Linked DNA regions of Homo sapiens: all the other regions are linked to region 3. Evidence: chromatin contacts called from ENCODE Hi-C or POLR2A ChIA-PET data. All regions are on one chromosome and are shown on one strand. Each heading gives the region's core, a stretch centred on a gene start or an enhancer-like site at or near the end of the contact. The rest is flanking DNA. Distances are from core to core; before and after follow the strand shown. Region 1 overlaps RIN2 (Ras and Rab interactor 2). Region 2 overlaps RIN2 (Ras and Rab interactor 2). Region 3 overlaps RALGAPA2 (Ral GTPase activating protein catalytic subunit alpha 2).

What was found. Hi-C counts contacts between places; a loop is a spot of excess contacts on that map. ChIA-PET counts read pairs that join two places held with the same protein, here RNA polymerase II (POLR2A). Pooled maps may share reads with other maps.
Region 1: a map with no recorded cell type shows a loop between it and region 3 (11-fold over the local background). The contact joins two enhancer-like sites. A Hi-C loop is called at or near these places in 4 of 37 single-sample maps with no recorded cell type and 1 of 50 pooled maps. POLR2A ChIA-PET finds 5 or more read pairs at or near these places in 1 of 52 experiments (AG04450).
Region 2: a loop to region 3 is called in a pooled map, with 3 times the contacts of the local background. The contact joins two enhancer-like sites. A Hi-C loop is called at or near these places in 1 of 37 single-sample maps with no recorded cell type and 2 of 50 pooled maps. POLR2A ChIA-PET finds 5 or more read pairs at or near these places in 1 of 52 experiments (WTC11).

The regions. Positions count from the first base shown.
Region 1 is chr20:19,943,825-19,946,961 of GRCh38, forward strand. The region is part of intron 4 of RIN2 (Ras and Rab interactor 2); the gene reads left to right. Among named protein-coding and RNA genes, the nearest start is that of NAA20, 72 kb to the right of the region's middle. Within about 2 kb of position 1,412, at least 8 of the 41 ENCODE cell types and tissues checked have a DNase peak (open chromatin) inside an H3K27ac peak, as active enhancers do.
Region 2 is chr20:19,901,923-19,905,115 of GRCh38, forward strand. The region is part of intron 3 of RIN2 (Ras and Rab interactor 2); the gene reads left to right. Among named protein-coding and RNA genes, the nearest start is that of NAA20, 110 kb to the right of the region's middle. Within about 2 kb of position 1,394, at least 13 of the 41 ENCODE cell types and tissues checked have a DNase peak (open chromatin) inside an H3K27ac peak, as active enhancers do.
Region 3 is chr20:20,465,013-20,467,838 of GRCh38, forward strand. The region is part of intron 37 of RALGAPA2 (Ral GTPase activating protein catalytic subunit alpha 2); the gene reads right to left. Among named protein-coding and RNA genes, the nearest start is that of INSM1, 98 kb to the left of the region's middle. Within about 2 kb of position 1,504, at least 4 of the 41 ENCODE cell types and tissues checked have a DNase peak (open chromatin) inside an H3K27ac peak, as active enhancers do.

The DNA.
Region 1 (3,137 bases), core at 162-2,661, 520 kb before region 3:
GGTTTCTTCTGCTCACCTGGCAATTTCCATGCTGTCAACTGTGTTAGCCAGGCCAGGGTCCTGCCGTGTCCAGAATAATGGATTGGGGTTTCCCTTCTTCTCCAGACTAATAGAATATTACAGAGACATGTTTAATTCCATTTCAATATCCTTTTTTTTTTTTTTTTTTTTTTTTTTTACCTATAACTAGACTCAAGTTCTGAACTTCAAAATTCTAAAGAAATATTTTTATGTCTGAAGGTGTTAAGAAATCATTGGATATCAACTTCTATGTATTTTTGAAGTTGAAGTTTTTCTGGGAATTTTTTGTTTGCTCTGTGTGTGTGTATGTCTTTAACACAAATTGGAATTTGTCCTGTGCCAAAGATTTTTAGTTGATAGATATCTTCAGTATGGGCCATTATTTTCTGTCTCTCTACATAAGGGGCCTCTGGTACTAATATTCTTCCACAAGTTGTTGATCCCAGACCCACCACCTCTCTTCTCCCAACCCCGCTAAGTCCTGGCTTCATCTCCCACCTATCCAGGCATCTTGGCTGCAGCTTGGCATTTGAGGTGTATATTTGTGTTCCTTTTGATACATGGTCAAGGATCTACTGCCCCAAGATCAGGACCATGGTGGGCACAAGACTCTTGACTTCTGTCTCATCCTTGATTCATAAGATGACCCCTGCATTGGCCTCTTGTAGCTAGAAGCCTGGGCCCTCCGGCAATGCCACATCCCAGGGTGTATCTTTCTTGCCATTGCAGCTGGTTAAGACAACAGCCTGGAAAAAGATTTTAGTCTGGCATGCAGCTGAAGGGAAGCTCCTGGAGAAGCATGATATACATGGAAATTTTAACACAAAAATATCAAGAGAAGTGGCTTTTTTTTTTCTTTTTCCATCTGAAAGTTGAGGATGGCAATACCAGAGTCCAGGTTGAGCCTAGACACTAATGGTAGATGGAGAACTCTCCTGCTTCCAGGACCTGCTGGAAGCTGGCCTGTAGAAGCTTTGGGGTTTTGCTTTCTCCCAGGTCACATGAAATGCTGCCAAAACAAGCTCCAGAGTTGTGTTAATACCACAGGATTTGTCAGTCCTAGAATGGAAACACATTGCCTTGCTTTCTTTTTGTGACTATCCAAAAATTAGAAGACGGTAAGAAGTCATCCTGAAAACTCCCATGGAGCGGAACCATTACTCATAGTTTCAAAGACAGTCCAGGCACTTAGAATCAGAAGTTCTTTTCAGGTTCTGTTTATTTGTTTTGCTAACAGATTCCTTTTTTCAGCAAGAATCCATTTTTAGACACAGGGAAACTGAGATTAAACAGTGCATGGTAATGGGTGCAGGCCTCACAGTGATGAAGGGGCAGTGCTGAGGCTCTGATTCAAGTCTGACTTGGAGTCCTCTTTCCACCTAACCGCTGAAGATTAGGAGGCTGAGGGAGACTAGAATCAGGGTTGATTCCATTGAAACTATGACATGCCTTACCAAAAATAGCATTGTGATTTCAGTGCACTCACATGGGCAGGAGGTGGGTGGCTTTGATTCCGGATAAATTGATGACTGAATGTGAAAGCCCCTGAAGCTGTGTGTGGGGTTCCCACTGGGGTTTCTTCAGACCTCATGCACTGCACCTGCCTTTATCCAAGAGCACTTTCCTGCCAGGACTGTCTACCCTCTACTTTCTCCTGCACTCAGCAGGCCACTTTTGTTGGAATCCTAAATCTCATTCTCCGTGCTGGAATAAAGCATTCTGTATTTGGAGACCTTGGATGGAGCACTGGTCTCCAATGTCTGGTATTGGTGGGCATAGAATTATTGTAATTCTACACTAAAGCTCATCACTGACTTTTCTTTTTATCTTTCTTATCATTTTTTTTTTCACTATGTAGACTGCAGGAACATCATTGACTTTTACAACCAAAGCCACTCAAAGCCCACTCCTTGCTAGTTGACTTGAGCTTAGAAGGGGTGTCCATGGGAGAAATTAATGAGCAATAAGGAAGGATTTGTTTTTCTGGAAGGATTGGAGCTGCCTCCTTTTCTTGCCCCAGAGATGGCCAAAGGCCAGGTGGCTCTTGGTAGCTGTGGTGATTTTTGCCGCCCATTTCCTGATAAGCACAGAAACAAGAACGCTTTGTCTCCTGAGGCTGGAGCTGAGCAGCGGATTCTATTTGTTAGGGGGCCTCAGAAAGAAACTGCCCAGTGCCCCTAAGAATATTTCTCCCTGCCCGCTAAGCTCCTCCTCTTCCGTAAACCTTGCTGTCTGCAGATCACCTCCTCCTCAGGCCCCTGGTCATGCCTAAAGCAGACCTTTTATTAATTCCTGCACAGGGCTAGGCCTGAATATGGGCTGGGGATGAGGCCAGGCTAGTAAGGGAGAGAAGTCTGACCAGAGTGGAATGGGGTAGGGGCCCTGGAGGTGTGGGGACAGTAGGGAAGGAATGTGATGGGCCACAGATTACTTGCAGCTGAAAGAGATAAGGGATGAGGATTTGAACCCAGTTTGACAGGTAGGTAGGTAGGAGCCAGATATGGCAGGAGACATTCCAAGTAGCTTGAACTCAGTAATGAGGAAGCTGAGCAACAGCATGTAGATGTATCTACAGGATGATCTTCCCAGGCCGGCGCCGGGGTTCACACCTGGAATCCCAGCACCACTTTGAGAGGCCAAGGTGGGAGGATTGATTGAGACCAGGAGTTCGAGACCAGCATGGCCAACATGGCGAAACCCCGTCTCTACTAAAAATGCACATATTAGTCTGGCATGGTGGCGCTTGCCTAGCTGCTCGGGAGGTTGAGGCACAAGAATTGTCTGAACCTGGGAGACAGAGGTTGCAGTAAGCCGAGATTGTGTCACCACTGCACTCCAGCCCTGGGTGACAGAGCAAGATTCTATCTCAAAAAAAAAAAAAAAAAAAAGGGAAAAGCAAATTCAGCTGGGTGCGGTGGCTCACACCTATAATCCCAGCACTTTGGGAGGCCGAGGTGGGTGGATCACCTGATGTCAGGAGTTCGAGACCAGCCTGGCCAACATAGCAAAACTCTGTCTCTACTAAAAATACAAAAATTAGCTGGACGTGGTGGCGCACGCCTAAAGTCCCAGCTACTCAGGAGGCTGAGGCGGGAGAATTGCTCGAACCCAGGAGG
Region 2 (3,193 bases), core at 144-2,643, 560 kb before region 3:
GGAGAATCACTCGAACCCGGGAGGCGGAGGTTGTGATGAGCCAAGATGGCACCACTGCACTTCAGCCTGGGCGACAGAACGAGACTCTGTCTCAAAAAAAAAAAAAAAAAAAAAAAAAAATTGAGCAAACACACTGTTCCAGGCATTGTTCTAAGCACTTTAAAACCATTAACTTATTTAATCCTCACAATATTATTATCCCCCTTTTGCAGTTAAGAAAACTGAGGCATGAAGAACTTGCCACACAGTTTGTGAAGTATGTGGTGGCTCCGTGGACACTGTATATAAACTTGGGAGGAATTTCATAGAGACAGGACCCAGCACTCATTGGACTCCTCCGACTCTCCTTGAGTCCTTGAGATGCTGACTCTGTGCCTCAGCCAGCTCAGAAATGAGACTCAGGCAGTCTCTCCTCCCACCACCTTCCATGGAGTGCTCCCTGGGCTGGATGCTAGTGAGCTGAGCCTCTCTGAACTTTCCCACTGCACCTGTCCCTCACCGCTGTCCTTTGCTGGCCACCCACCACTACCTCTTTCCGATGGCCATCTCTGAGTTTCCTATAGCAAAAGGTGGGGATGATTCTTCTCAAAGGCCACCAGGAGGACATCCTTCCTCAAAGTTAGGTTTATGAGCTTGTGCAGACAGAGAGAATGCCCACTGACAGAGGCATAGGAGGTTCTCAGTCCGAGGGAGCTGGGGGAGCTCATTACAGGGTTTCTGCTTGCGCTGGGTAATTCTAAGGAAGGTGGGGTTGCAGATCTAGCAAATAAAATATACAGGACACCAGTGAAACTTGAATTCCAGATATGGCATAAGTATATCCTATGCAATATTTAGCACATACTTATACTAAAAAACATTATTCATTATTTATCAAAAATTTAAATTTGGCCGGGCACGGTGGCTCACGCCTGTAATCCCAGCACTTTGGGAGGCCTAGGTGGGTGGATCACAATGTCAGGAGATTGAGACCATCCTGGCTAACGCGGTGAAACCCCGTCTCTACTAACAACACAACAAATTAGCCGGGCATGGTGGCGGGCCCCTGTAGTCCCAGCTACTCGGGAGGCTGAGGCAGGAGAATGGCATGAACTCAGGAGGCGGAGCGTGCCGTGAGCCGAGATTGTGCCACTGTACTCCAGCCTGGGCAACAGAGCGAGACTCTGTCTCAAAAAAATAAAATAAATAAAAATAAAATAAAATTTAAATTTAACTTAGCATCCTGTATTTTCTTGAGTAACTCTACAGGAGGGCTAAGATGTTGTCAGGAAGTGAGGGTAATTTGTTGCTAGGGGTAGCTTGATGGTCTTTATCTGGAAGGGGAGGAAATAAAGGGAGCTTGAGGGATCATCGGTGGAGGAGCAGCCAGCGCTCGTGTGTGTCGAAAGAGGGGGCCATTTCGTCGTTTTTGTGGTTTCAGCATCCTGGTTTCTGTTCTGTCATTTCAGACCTGTTCCCTAGTGGCCTTGAATAGTTGGTGTTTACATTGTGTCTGTGTTGTTTATGTTCTGTTGGGAGCGTGCCAGGGGTGTTTCTTCCTTTCTCATTCTACTTCCAGATTCTAGGCTTGTTTCAGGGTCTCAAAGACACAGGTCACTTGGGGTTCTGTTCCGGGACAGCTGGTTCCACCTTGACCACTGGTTCTCTGGAAATATTTTTGGTTGCCACCACTGGGATGGGGATGCTACTGGTCTCTAGTAGGCAGACGCCAGAGATGCTGCCAAACTTCCTCCAATGACCAGGACAGCCCCCACGACAAAGAATTATCTAGCCCCAAATTCTAACAATGCTGATGTTGAGAAATCCTGGTCTGCACTGTAAATTAGGAAATAAAATTTGTGTTTCTTGAGGTTTCTCCAACTATCTCTGAATCAGGCTTTCCAGAAGTAAAGGAAATGAAAGCAAGAAGACTGTGATCATGTATTTAGCACCCAGTGTCCTGCATGCTCCTTGAGGACAGAGAGAGTGTCTTACTGAATTTGTATTACCTGGGCTGAGCTCAGTACCTGGCCGGTAATTGCAGGTGTTCAATAAATATGCTGGATGGGCCGGGCGCCATGGCTCATGCCTGTAATCCCAGCACTTTGGGAGGCCGAGGCGGGTAGATCACTTGAGGTCAGGAGTTCAAGACCAGCCTGGTCTCTACTAAAAACACAAAAATTAGCCAGGTGTGGTGGCGCACGTCTGTAATCCCAGCCACTCGGGAGGCTGAGGCAGGAGAATTGCTTGAACCCAGCAGGTAGAGGTTGCAGTGAGCTGAGATCATGCCATTGCACTCCAGCCTGGGTGACAGAATGAGACTTCGTCTCAAAAAAAAAATATATATATATATATATATAAAATATATATATATATTTGCTGGATGAATAAAAAAATGTGTAGCACACATCTGTATGCGCTGCCTATATATGGTTCATTTATTCAGCCAGTATTGATTCCACACCTACAATGGTGAGGCCAGCCCTGGGCACCGGGTATGCGGTGCTGGGGGAAGCAAATCAGAATTGGAGAAACTTGAACTTGAAGGATGGGGATGAGGGGCAGGGCTACTCACATTGGGGTAGGGAAAGTCTTCCTGAAAAGGTGACTTTAAGCTGAACTGTGCAGGAGAGAAAGAGACGAAAGGAAGAGCATTCCCGGATAAGGAAGCCACATGTTTAAAGGCCTGGAGTGACATCTGAGGCTCTGAGGGAGAAAAAGGGTGGCAAGTATAATGAATGGCAGGCCGGAAGGGCAGGAGGGGCAGGATGCCAGTCATGCCAGCCAGGTGAACACTGGGATTCCATTCTTAGTGCTATCGGAAGCGGTGATGGGTATGAGGAGGGGAGTGCCACCTATGTGCCACCCTCATAAAGCTCACCCGGCATTAGCACTGTGTCTCCATCCATCAACCAAGAAAACCAAAGTGCAATTAAAATCTTCCCTGGAGTCACTCAAAGGAGGCCAGAGCCAGCCTCCCCATCAGCACAACTTGAAATCTTGACATTGAGTTGCTGTTCTTTCTCTACACTTGCTTCTTCAGGTGCCAAGCAGCTCTCTCAAATTGAGGTAGCCCTGCCCTTCCTCCCCATCCTTCAAGTTCAAGCTTCTCCAGTTCTGATTTGCTTCCTCTATCTCTCCCAAGCTCTTCCAGCCTGGTGGTCCTCTCTGGTTTACTCTGTCCCGTTCCCACTTTCTGGTCTTTATTGTACAG
Region 3 (2,826 bases), core at 254-2,753:
ATTTCACCTTAGGCAATTAAGGCCTTCAATTTTGAAAAAGTATCATTTTATAAAATATGATTTACTTTTGGCTTCTGTTTTCCAAAATGTTTCTTACCAAATTACTCTCCAGCTTCTTCCCTCCCCCCGCAGGCCTTCACACACACACACACACACACACACACACACACACACACACACACACACTCTCTCATACTAGGGGACAGCAGCAGAATGGACACAAGGCCCCCACTGGGAAAGCCAGCACTGTGGCAAGAGTGCCACATCTGAGACAGAGGATAGAGGAGGTTCAGGCTGGCAAGGAGTGAGTCAGAGCAGAGACGACTATGGGAGGGTGAGGGGTCCTTGGCACAGGAGGGCCTCAAGGGCAGTGTGAAGGGTGGGGTATAGCAGAGTGGCTGAGAGGAGACTCCCAGGTTAGGGGTCATCCCAGTGGGAAGCAGCACGCTCCCTATGATGGTTGGTAGTGAGATGCAGTGACCCACTGGGGATGGAGCTGAGAGAGGGGGGAAAGAGAGAAAGAAGGAAGAATGAGGCTGTTCCTGATATTCCCCTAGGGGGAGCATCAGCCTGGTTTCTCCACAGGCTGTGAGGTTGAGAATAACTTCTGAAGGGATGGTCTTTTTTCTAACAGTGAGATGTCACTCTATAGCAAAAATAGCAGAGTGTACCACCTTCTCTCGAGATTTCTCCTGCACCTTCGCACTTCTCACGGGCCTCATTTCCATGCACCAAGAGTGGAGGGCAGCTCCTACCCCAGGGAACCAGCCTTTCACACAGAAGAGGACCTTCTGCAAGGCACTGAATGAACAGCATTCTACCAGCCTTTATTTTAATACCCACAATGGTAAAAAAGTAAATATTTCCTGAGGCCTAACTCCACAGTTAGGTGGTTCCATTTTTACAACAGAGGTTTGAAACTCCAGTATCTGCAAGGGCCAGGCTGATAATATACAACAATTGCAGGTAACGTTTGCTGGGCTTTCACCAAGGAACAGGCACTGTTTTACCTGCTTGGCCCATTAGCCCTCTCACCAACTCAGAGAGACCAAATGGTGGGTGCCATGGTGGTGGTGCCTGGCACCAGGCCTCAGCACTGGGGAGACACCAGGAGGGACTGTGGTGACCGTGACAGCACATATTCTGTGGAGAGACTGCTGTCAGTAGAAGGAAGGCCCCATAGGGTCAGATATTCTGATTCTTCAGGAGAAGTCAAAAGTCTAGATTTTTTAAAAATGCAAACTCTCCCAATTTTTCAGCATGGCTGACAAACTCAATTTTTAGTTTAGTTTTTTGGTAATGTGAGGAGGACAACTGCAGTTAAAACAAAGCCCATCTGTGGGCTGGATTTGGTGTGCTGGCAGCTGGTCTGCCCACTCTGGTTTTTGAATGTTTGACTTGACACTGAGATAAAGCTGCTTCCTGGTTGCTTCTATTCACTGGTCACAGTTCTGCAGACTGCCATCCTCTTTTAATACCTCTCAGACTCCTGAAACAATTACTTCTTGGTTTTAATGGCTCTCCATTTGGTTACAATTTCTCTGGATTGGCTCTGGGTTGGTCGAGGTCCCTTTTAAAATGTGGCCCCAGGGCTGCACACCACCTTTGGATGCTCCCTGAGGCTGCAGGAGCACAGGCCGTAGTTCCTGTGACTGGACCTCATGTTTCCTATGCAGAGGTCTCAAGAGAATGCTGGTGTGGCTGGCTGTTGCATCACTCTCATCTCTCATCTCCAATCTGTGGCCAACCGAAATCCTCAGACATTGTTCACAATGACTGCTATGAAACCACATCACTCTCACCCTGTACTCAGGCAGCTGATTATCCAAAGCCCAGTACATAACGTTACATTTTGCCCTCTTAAACCTCATCTTGCTGGCTTGGGCCTGGAAGTCTCTCATCTGTTGAGATAATCCTAATGTGTGACTTTGCATCGTGTCAAATTAGTTAACCCTCTCAGCTTTCTGACAAATGGTGGCTTGATAAACATGTTTTAGACCTTTATGAAAGTTACTGAAAAAACTGCTGACTGGAAGACGGGTTAACAGCAAAGCTGTGGCATCGAAACCATACAAGACACACAAAGCTTCTTGCTGACTGGTGCCCATGAATTAATGTATTTTAGATTTGGTCACAGTGAAATCACCCAACTCTCAGGGGCCCATATTTCTCTCTTATACCTGCCAGATGATAGTATTTTATTTTATATTTTACCAAAATCAAGATGTATATGCTTCCTCTAATCTCCGAAAATAGTAATCTTATAAAACACACAGTAAGTGTGTTCCGGATACTTTGTCAACATATTCATTTCTGAAGGCTCACAGGCTATTTAGTAACCTAGTCTAATAATTTTACAAAGGATCCATGCAACATTCCAAAATTCATCCTTTAATCCTTTTTGAAAACAAAATATTTTCCTGTTTCCAATTTTGGGTACATCCTTTATTCTACATGATTTCTAAAAAAATATTTCTTGTGGTTCTGAGATTATTTGTTCTACAGCCAGATACACGTGGCCCTGCAGTCTGGAGCTTAGGTGCAAGAGCCATTGATTGATTGATTGATTGATTGATTGATTGTATTCTTAGCGACTTGAGTTTTAATTTATCCACTTAGGCACTTCTCTGTCCCTTCCCATTTGAAGGAGATGTGATAGAGAAGACGGAAGTCATTCAGATACTGGCTAACAGTGCCCACCTGCTAATTTACAGAGTCAAGAGCTCCTCTTTGAATCTTGATGTGAGTATTTTAACTATGAACGCATCAGAGAACGCAACCTTGTGCAGCTATATTGGTTGCTCCTCCAGGCCTCCCCTTTTTCTT